2 separate regions of the Homo sapiens genome follow, and region 2 is linked to region 1. A link is a contact called in ENCODE Hi-C or POLR2A ChIA-PET data. All regions are on one chromosome and are shown on one strand. The core of a region is the stretch at or near the end of the contact, and the rest is flanking DNA. Distances in the headings are between cores, read along the strand shown. Region 1 holds the start of ZNF184 (zinc finger protein 184). Region 2 has its middle 12 kb from the start of TRT-AGT4-1.

Region 1 (4,165 bases), core at 1,288-3,787:
GTGGTACATCTGTTAAAATTGATGAGCCAATGTTGATAAATTATTATTAACTAAAGACCATAGTTTATATTACGGTTCACTCTTTGTGCTGTATATTCTATGGGTTTTAACAAATGTATAACAACATGTATTCGCCATTACAATATCATACAGAATAGTTTCACTGCCTTAAAAATCCACTGAACGTCACTTATTCTTCCCTCTTAAAATCCACTGAACGTCACTTATTCTTCCCTCTTAAAATCCACTGAATGTCACTTATTCTTCCCTTTTTCCCTCCCCCTAAGCCCCTGGCAACCACCAATCTTTGCTGTTTCCATAGATTAGCCTTTTCAGGAATGTTATGTAGATGGAATTATACAGTATATAGCCTTTTCCAGATTGACTTCTTTCACTCACCAATACGCACTTAATATTCTTCTGTTCTTCCTTTTTGGTAGCTTGATAGCTCATTTCTTTTCCTTACTGAATGTTCCATTGTCTGAATGTACCATAGTTTATGTATTCATTCATGTACTGAAGGACATCTGGCTGCTTCCAAGTTTTGCCTATCATGAACAAAGCTGCTATAAACATTCTTGGGCACGTTTTGTGTGGACATACATTTTCAACTCCTTTGCATAAATACCAAGGAACACAATTACTAGATCATATGGTAAGAGTATGTTTAGTTTTGTAAGAAATTGTCAAACTGTCCTCCAACGTAACTCTAATATTTTGCATTCCCACCAGCAATGAATGAAAGTTCCTGTGCTCCACATCCTTGTCAGCATTTGGTATTGTCAGGGTTCTGGATTTTGGCCATTTTGACAGGTGTATAGTGGCATCCCATTGTTTTAATTTGCATTTCACTGAGGACATATGTGGAGCATCTTTTCATATGCTTATTTTCCATCTGCATATCTTCTTTGGTGACATCTGTTAGGGTCTTTGGCCTATTTTTTTAATCGGTTTGTCTCCTTATTGTTGAGTTTTAAGAGTTCTTATATATTTTGGATATCAGTTCTTTATCAGATATGTACTTTGCAAGTATTTTCTCCCAGTCTGTGACTTGTCTTTTCATTCTCTTGAACATTTTTTTTTAAACCAATGTTCTCTTCATGGCAATATATGCATTCTCTAAGATGACCGAAGCTTTCTCTATCATGTTCCCTTGACTGTAATTGTTTTTCATACACTCTGTTAGGATTTCCAGGTTTAATGTTTGTCAGCCAACAGTCTGAGAGACTTGACCTTGGCCCCTTATCCAAATGCTGGGGATGCACGCCAGCATAATAAAATGCAAGTGCCATGTCTTAAATATAAAAACCTACCGATTTGTTGGATTCTTTTTTTCTGCCAAGGACACAGTGACAGACTGGCCATGGGCTACACTTGCAGCTATGTGCTCGCTGACACAGGCATATAAAATGCTTTACTAAGTGGCAAAACATGGGAATATTATCTCCGGGTTTCCTTAAGCATTAGAAAAACATGTTGGGGCCGGGCGCAGTGGCTCACGCCTGCAATCCCAGCACTTTGGGAGGCCGAGGCGGGCGGATCACTTGAGGTCAGGAGTTCGAGACCAGCCTGGCCAACATGGTGACCCCCTCGTCTCTACTAAAAATACAAAAATTAGCCGGGGATGGTGGTGCATGCCTGTAATCCCAGCTACTCGGGAGGCTGAGGCAGGAGAATCGCTTGAACCCGGGAGGTGGAGGTTGCAGCGAGCCGAGATCGCGCCATTGCACTCCAGCCTGAGCAACAGAGCTAGATTCCGTCTCAAAAAAAAAAAAAAAAAAAAAAAAGTTGGTCGCCACTCATTTGAGAGTCGTGAAAACAATTTTAATGGGTAACTACCAGTATTTTCAAAACGACAAAAGAGTAGAACAGAAAATAGAAGGTAGAACATGTAATAAAGGTAACGATTGTTTGCGTTTTAAAACTGTGTGTAGACGTGTATTTCTTTTTTTTCTTTTCTTTCTTTCTTTTTTTTTTTTTTGTTGTTTTGTTTTTTTGAGACGGAGTCTCGCTCTGCCGCCCAGGCTGGAGTGCAGTGGCGCGATCTCGGCTGACTGCAACCTCTTCCTCCCGGGTTCAAGCGATTCTTCTGCCTCTGCCTCCTGAGTAGCTACAGGCGCGCGCCACCACGCCCGGCTAATTTTTGTATTTTTAGTAGAGACGGGGTGTCACCATATTGGCCAGGCTGAGTCTCGAACTCCTGACCTAGTGATCCACCCACCTCGGCCTCCCAAAGTGCTCAGATTACAGACGTGAGCCACTGCGCTCGGTCAGTAGACGTGCATTTCTTATAATCAGTTCAGTCAGACAAGTTTACAATGCACACGCATACCTGAAACAGGAGCAAAAGACTGGCGGCGAAAATGTGCGGCCCATCGCAGGGCGAAAGTACACGTTAGCTAAAGCCTCTGGGAAATGAAGTTCAGGAACACCTTCGCGGAGTGTTCTGGGAACGCTGGTCCAGTGTGCCCGCCCGGCGCCGGCGTGCGGGGCGGGGCTCGCTCGTAACGACCGGAAGTGACCGTTGAAGCCGGTTGTAGGCGTGGAAAGAGGTTGGCGCGCTGGAAGTCCAGTTGCTTCGGCTCCCTGCGTTAGGTCTGGTGGCGGTCAATGCGCTTCCGGACCCGGGATCAGAGTGTGTGGATCGCTATAGGGGGAGGGGAGCTCAGGTATCACCATGGCAACAGCCAGCCCTCCGGACTCGTGACGTCACCCTTCTGATTTCGCGCTTAGAGGCCTCTGCAGGAGAAAGCTGGGGAGTCCTCGAAGGGGGCGCACCTCGCCTCCTTCTGTGCGGGGCGGTCCCGCCCTGATCCCTTGGAGGGCTTTGTTCTTTTGTTCTGGCCTAAGGGGAAGTCGGGTGCCGGGCCCCGCCCTGTTTGTCCACCTTCCAGCTTTAACGCTCTGCAACAGGTGTGTCTTCGTGTTATCCGAGCTCGCAGGGGTGTGAGTCACAAGTGTGCACAGAGGGAACACACCAGGTCTGTGGATGCCCCGGCCAGATTCTAGGGTGGGCACCAAGGGTTTTTTGGATCTGAAGCAGAACCCGCGTACCCGATCTCCACTCTGTTTTGTTCATCGGAGTGCCACACACCTCTCTAGTGCTCTCTTGGGGCACTTCTCTTGTGTAGCACCTCTTGGTCACTTTGCAAGACTCTGATGTGTGATTGTGTGACGTATGCTGCTGACGCCATCCTGTGTCTTTTAGGGTAGACAACCTCAGCGTGTTGCAGATTCCCTGCAAGGGGAGTTAGACATCTGAGTCCTAGACCGAGATACCAGCTGAAGGAACGCTGCCTGGCGAACCCTGGTGTTCAAGTTCCAGAGGAACGGGATGAGCTCCTGAGATGGAAGGTAGTGGGGTCGACTTGGGGGAGAGCGGGGTGATGGAGGCTTGAGAACAGTCATGACTGGAGTATCAAATACTTGAGATCAGAGCAGGAGATTTGGAAGGAAGGAACGGTATGCTTAGGGATTAGCAAAGAAACCGAATTACATTGTAGGGAGAGATTCTGTTTTATAGAGAGATACTTGGGAGAGGAGTTTATTTTTTTCTTTCGTTCCATTGGGGAATGAAAAGACATAATCATTCAGAATATCTGTGATCCCCACATGACTTCTGAATATTAAATATTAAAATTATAATCTTGAAGTCAGAAGACATCTTGGCAATTATCCCTTCAATGAAAGAGTCAGTTTTGAAATCTCCTTGGCAGACGGCTGTCTGTCAACCCTATGCCCGAACTAGTGTGGCATTAAACTCGCCATTTTGGGTGCAGACTATTCCCTTGTTGGCTTTCTTTTTTAGTTTCTTATATTAAACAGATGTACTTGTCCCTGTAACTTTTGTGTTGATCTTAGTTCTTAGTCCTCCAAAGAAAAGGAAACTGTCTGTTCTTTCTTTCACACTGCTGCCCTTAAGATATGTGAATTCAGCTGTTACAACTCCTCCTCATAAATTCTTTTCTAAGCAATATAGCCTCACTTCTTTTGATTGGTCTATGTGATGTATCTAGACCTTTCTCTGAAAACTCTCCTGCTTGTCAGCATTTTTCTTAAAATGCAGTGCCTAATGGTAAACATAGCTCTTTGGATGTGCTTTGAAAAGTACCTGAGAGGATAATGTACTACTTCCTTTGACTCGGATTATACTTCCGCTGTTTGG
Region 2 (4,101 bases), core at 1,037-3,536, 270 kb before region 1:
TAGCACGTAAGAAAAATAAATTAATTAAATTAAAAAGCTGGGAACTGGGTGGATGAGAAAGAGGAAGGTGATATTAGCTGCATTTTTTTTTCTGTACTCAAGATGTTTGAACCAAGTGAATGTGTTACTTATCATAAAAATTAAGCCAGGCAGGGTGGCATGTACCTATAATTCTAGCTACTTGGGAGTCTGAGATAGGAGTGTAGCTTGAGCCTAGGAGTTCGAGACCAGCCTGGGTAACCTAGCGAGACCTTGTCTCAAAAAACTGTTTTCAATTAATAAAATTAAATAATTTAACACATACTGTAAGCATATAGTAAAGTGGCAATAATAGTATCTGGAATGGTGAATGAAGCCAAGTTATTTATTCAAAAAATAATCCAAGAAAAAATTGTAGACATCTAATAAGCAAGGCAGGAAACCACAGGTGTCCTCCCTAAGGGTGTCTGCAGTAGTGACAAGGAGCTACTATTCTCCAACTAGGAAGGAGACTCCACTTGAAAAGCGAGAGAACAATGATTCACAGAATTACTTTGACGTGAAAGAAAGGTAAGGCAAAAAGGGTAGGAGTCTCCCTAATGGCGTCCAAGACTGGCTTTGGACAGCCTATTAAGTGAGACCTGGGAATATTATTTTATTTTTTTATTTTCTTATTTTATTTTATTTTATTTTATTTTTTATTTTATTTTATTTTATTTTGAGACGGAGTCTGGCTCTTGTCCCCTAGGCTGGAGTGCAATGGCACAATCTCGGCTCACTGCAACCTCCACCTCCCGGGTTCAAGCGATTCTCCTGCCTCAGCCTCCCAAGTGCTGGGATTACAGCATGAGCCACCGCACCCAGCCTGTGTCTAATTTTTGTTCAACCCAATGATTCTCCTAAAATTCCCAGGTCTCAGGCCGGGTGCGGTGGCTCACGCCTGTAATCCCAGCACTTTGGAAGTCCGAGGCGGGTGGATCACGCAGTCAGGAGTTCAAGACCAGCCTGGCCAAGATGGTGAAACCCCATCTCTGCTACAAATACAAACATTAGCCGGGCGTGGTGGCAGGCGCCTGTAATCCCAGCTACTCCGGAGGCTGAGACAGGAGAATCGCTTGAGCCCGGGAGGCGGAGGCAGCAGTGAGCCGTGATCGCGCCACTGCACTCCAACCTGGGCAACAAAGAGGGAAACTCTGTCTCAAAAAAAAAAAAAAAAAAAAAAAAAAAAGGAGCTATGTCTATACAGTCCAGCTTCAGTGATCCGGTGCGCAGTGTCTCACGCCTGCAATCCCAGCACTTTAGTTGGTTGAAGCGGATGGATCACTTGAGCCAGGAGTTAGAAGCTAGCCCTGGCAACATAATTAAGACACCGTCTCTACAAAAAAAAATTTAAAAATTAGCCAGCCTTTAGTCGCTTATGCTGAGGAGGGAGGATCACTTTAGCCCAGGAGTTCAAGTGAGCTGATTACGCCCTGCCCTCCAGCCTGGACTACAAAGCAAGACCCTGCCTTCTCGCCGGTGGGTGTGGGGCGAGTCGCAATAGTGGTTCCCTCCGCATAGTGATTGGAAAGGAACTTAGGGTGCTCTTGAGCTGCATGCTGGTAGGCGGGGTTTATTCGGTTTGTGGAGAATCATCCAGATGAATATTTATATGTGAGAGGTTGATTTTTTTTTAAGGAATTGGCTTATGCAACTGTGAACCTGGCTAGTAATTGCTAAATCCATAGGGCAGGCTGTCAGAAAAGGCAAGCCATCGGAAAGGACAGGCTGGAAACAATATAGAAAATCAATGAAACCAAAAGTTGGTTCTTTGAAAAGTTCACCAAAATTGACAAACATTTAGCTAAATGAACCAAGAAAAAAGAAGAGCGGGCCGGGCGCGGTGGCTCATGCCTGTAACTGTAGCACTTTCGGAGGCCGAAGTGGGCAGATCACCTGAGGTCAGGAGTTCGAGACCAGCCTGGCCAACATGGCGAGAGCCCCGTCTCTACTAAAAATACAAAAGTTAGCCTAGCGTTGTGGCGGCGCCTGTAATCCCAGCTACTCAGGAGACTGAGGCAGGAGAATCGTCTGAACCCAGGAGGCGGAGGTTGCAGTGAGCCGAAATGGCACCACCGAAGTCTGGGCAATAGAGTGAGACTCTGTCTCAAAAAACAAACAAACAAATAAACAAGAGAGGAGACGCAGAAGACTAAAATCAGAAATGAAAGTGGAGGCGTCCGCTCCACCTACGCTGAGCCCGAGGCGGGAAGCTCTGGACACAGCCATTGACTGGCTGGCTGGGGCGCAGCTTGATGGCGTCAGGCTGACGAGCCGCAGTCCCTACGGCTGCACCTGGGCGAAGGCCGCCTGTGTGAGAGGCCGGTGGCCCCAGCGTGCCGCGGCCTTGGAAGTGGGAAATGGAGGCAGGAGCCCTCCCTACACTTCACCATAGGCTTCCTGATTGATTCCAGCATCGTGATTACCTCCCAGATACTATTTTTTTTTAATTTGGGTGGCTTTTCTTCATGTGCCAATTGTTTAAGAACTATGAGGTGCGTCAGTATGTTGTACAGGTGATCTTCTCTGTGACGTTTGCATTTTCTTGCACTATGTTTGAGCTCATCATCTTTGAAATCTTTGGAGTATTGAGTAGCAGCTGTCGTTATTTTTACTGGAAATTGAACCTAGGTGTAATTCTGCTGATTCTGGTTTTCATGGTGCGTTTTTAAACTGGCTATTTTATTGTGAGCAACATCCGACTACTTTTGTCTCCTCTGTCTTAGTGCATAAACAACGACTGCTTTTTTCCTGTCTCTTGTGGTTGACCTTTATCTGTTTTTTCTGGAAACTAGGAGATTCCTTTCCCATTCTCAGCCCAAAACATGGGATCTTATCCATAGAACAGCTCATCAGCTGGGTTGGTGTGATTGGAGTTACTCTCATGGCCCTCCTTTCTGGATTTGGTGCCGTCTACTGCACATACACTTTGATGTCTTATTTCCTCAGGAATGTGACTGACACAGATATTCTAGCCCTGGAACAGCGACTGCTCCAAACCATGGATATGATCATAACCACAAAGAAAAGGATGGCAATGGCACAGAGAACGATGTTCCAGAAAGGGGAGGTGCATAACAAACCATCAGGATTCTGGGGAATGATAGAAAGTATTACCACTTACTCAACAGGAAGTGGATGCTTTGGAAGAACTAAGCAGGCAGCTTTTTCTGAAAACAGCTGATCTGTACGCTACCAAGGAGAGAACAGAATACTCCAAAACCTTCAAAAGGAAATATTTCAATTTTCTGGGTTACTTTTTCTCTATTTACTGTGTTTGAAAAATTTTCATGGCACCATCAACATTGCTTTTGATCGAGTTGGGAAAATGGATCCTGTCACAAGAGGCGTTGAGATCACTGTGAATTATCTGGGAATCCAGTGTGATGTGAAATTTTGGTCCCAACACATTTCCTCCATTCTTGTTGGAATAATCATCGCCACATCCATCAGAGGATTGCTCATACCACGTTCTTTTATGCCATCTCTAGCAGTAAGTCCTCCAGTGTCAATGTCCTGCTATTAGCACAGATAATGGGCATGTACTTTGTCTCCTCTGCGCTTCTAATCTGAATGAGTATGCCTCTAGAATATGCACCATAATTACCGAAGTCCTTGGAGAACTGCAGTTCAATTTCTGTTACCATTGGTTTGATGTGATCTTCCTGGTCAGCAGTCTCTCTAGCATAGTGTTTCTCTATTTGGCTCACTAACAGGCACCAGAGAAGCATATGACACCTTGAACTTAGGGCTACTACAGACTGTTAGAGGCCAGTGGTCTCAAAATTTAGATATGAAAGGGGAAAAAAATGGAGGGGACCAGGGTCTAACATTTTATAAACAAACAAAATGCTGTGGTAGCATTTTTTACCTCTAGCATCCTCTTTCCTACTCAGGTGATACTGTGATCACGAGTAGCATCAGCTAGAACATGAGAGAGAGCAGTAACTCAAGGCAATACTCAGCAGAGAGCATCCTATGTGGACCTGAGGCTGGTGCAATGGCGGAGAGGAACCGAAAAACTAAGAGGGAAAAATACACCGGAACTCTGGGGCAAGAGATGTCTATGGTAGCTGGGCCAAA

The links. Hi-C counts contacts between places; a loop is a spot of excess contacts on that map. ChIA-PET counts read pairs that join two places held with the same protein, here RNA polymerase II (POLR2A). Pooled maps may share reads with other maps.
Region 2: a loop to region 1 is called in a pooled map, with 5 times the contacts of the local background. The contact joins the enhancer-like site here to the promoter of ZNF184 in region 1. A Hi-C loop is called at or near these places in 7 of 50 pooled maps. POLR2A ChIA-PET finds 5 or more read pairs at or near these places in 4 of 52 experiments (AG04449, CD4-positive, alpha-beta memory T cell, CD8-positive, alpha-beta T cell and 1 more).

Annotation. Positions count from the first base shown.
Region 1 is chr6:27,471,477-27,475,641 of GRCh38, reverse strand. ZNF184 (zinc finger protein 184) reads left to right here and starts at 2,537. Exons shown (of 6, transcript NM_001318891.2): 1 at 2,537-2,913; 2 at 3,209-3,354. The coding sequence starts at 3,348. It overlaps LOC105375001 (a long non-coding RNA gene), which reads right to left and starts at 2,518. Exons shown (of 2, transcript XR_926664.4): 1 at 2,333-2,518; 2 at 1-548. RefSeq lists enhancers at 2,526-2,685, 2,746-2,845, 2,866-2,955, 3,286-3,415.
Region 2 is chr6:27,736,661-27,740,761 of GRCh38, reverse strand. It overlaps the pseudogene GPR89P. Among named protein-coding and RNA genes, the nearest start is that of TRT-AGT4-1, 12 kb to the right of the region's middle. RefSeq lists enhancers at 2,056-2,395, 2,406-2,525, 1,989-3,188. Within about 2 kb of position 2,286, at least 8 of the 41 ENCODE cell types and tissues checked have a DNase peak (open chromatin) inside an H3K27ac peak, as active enhancers do; they include CD8-positive, alpha-beta T cell, where a contact is called at or near this core.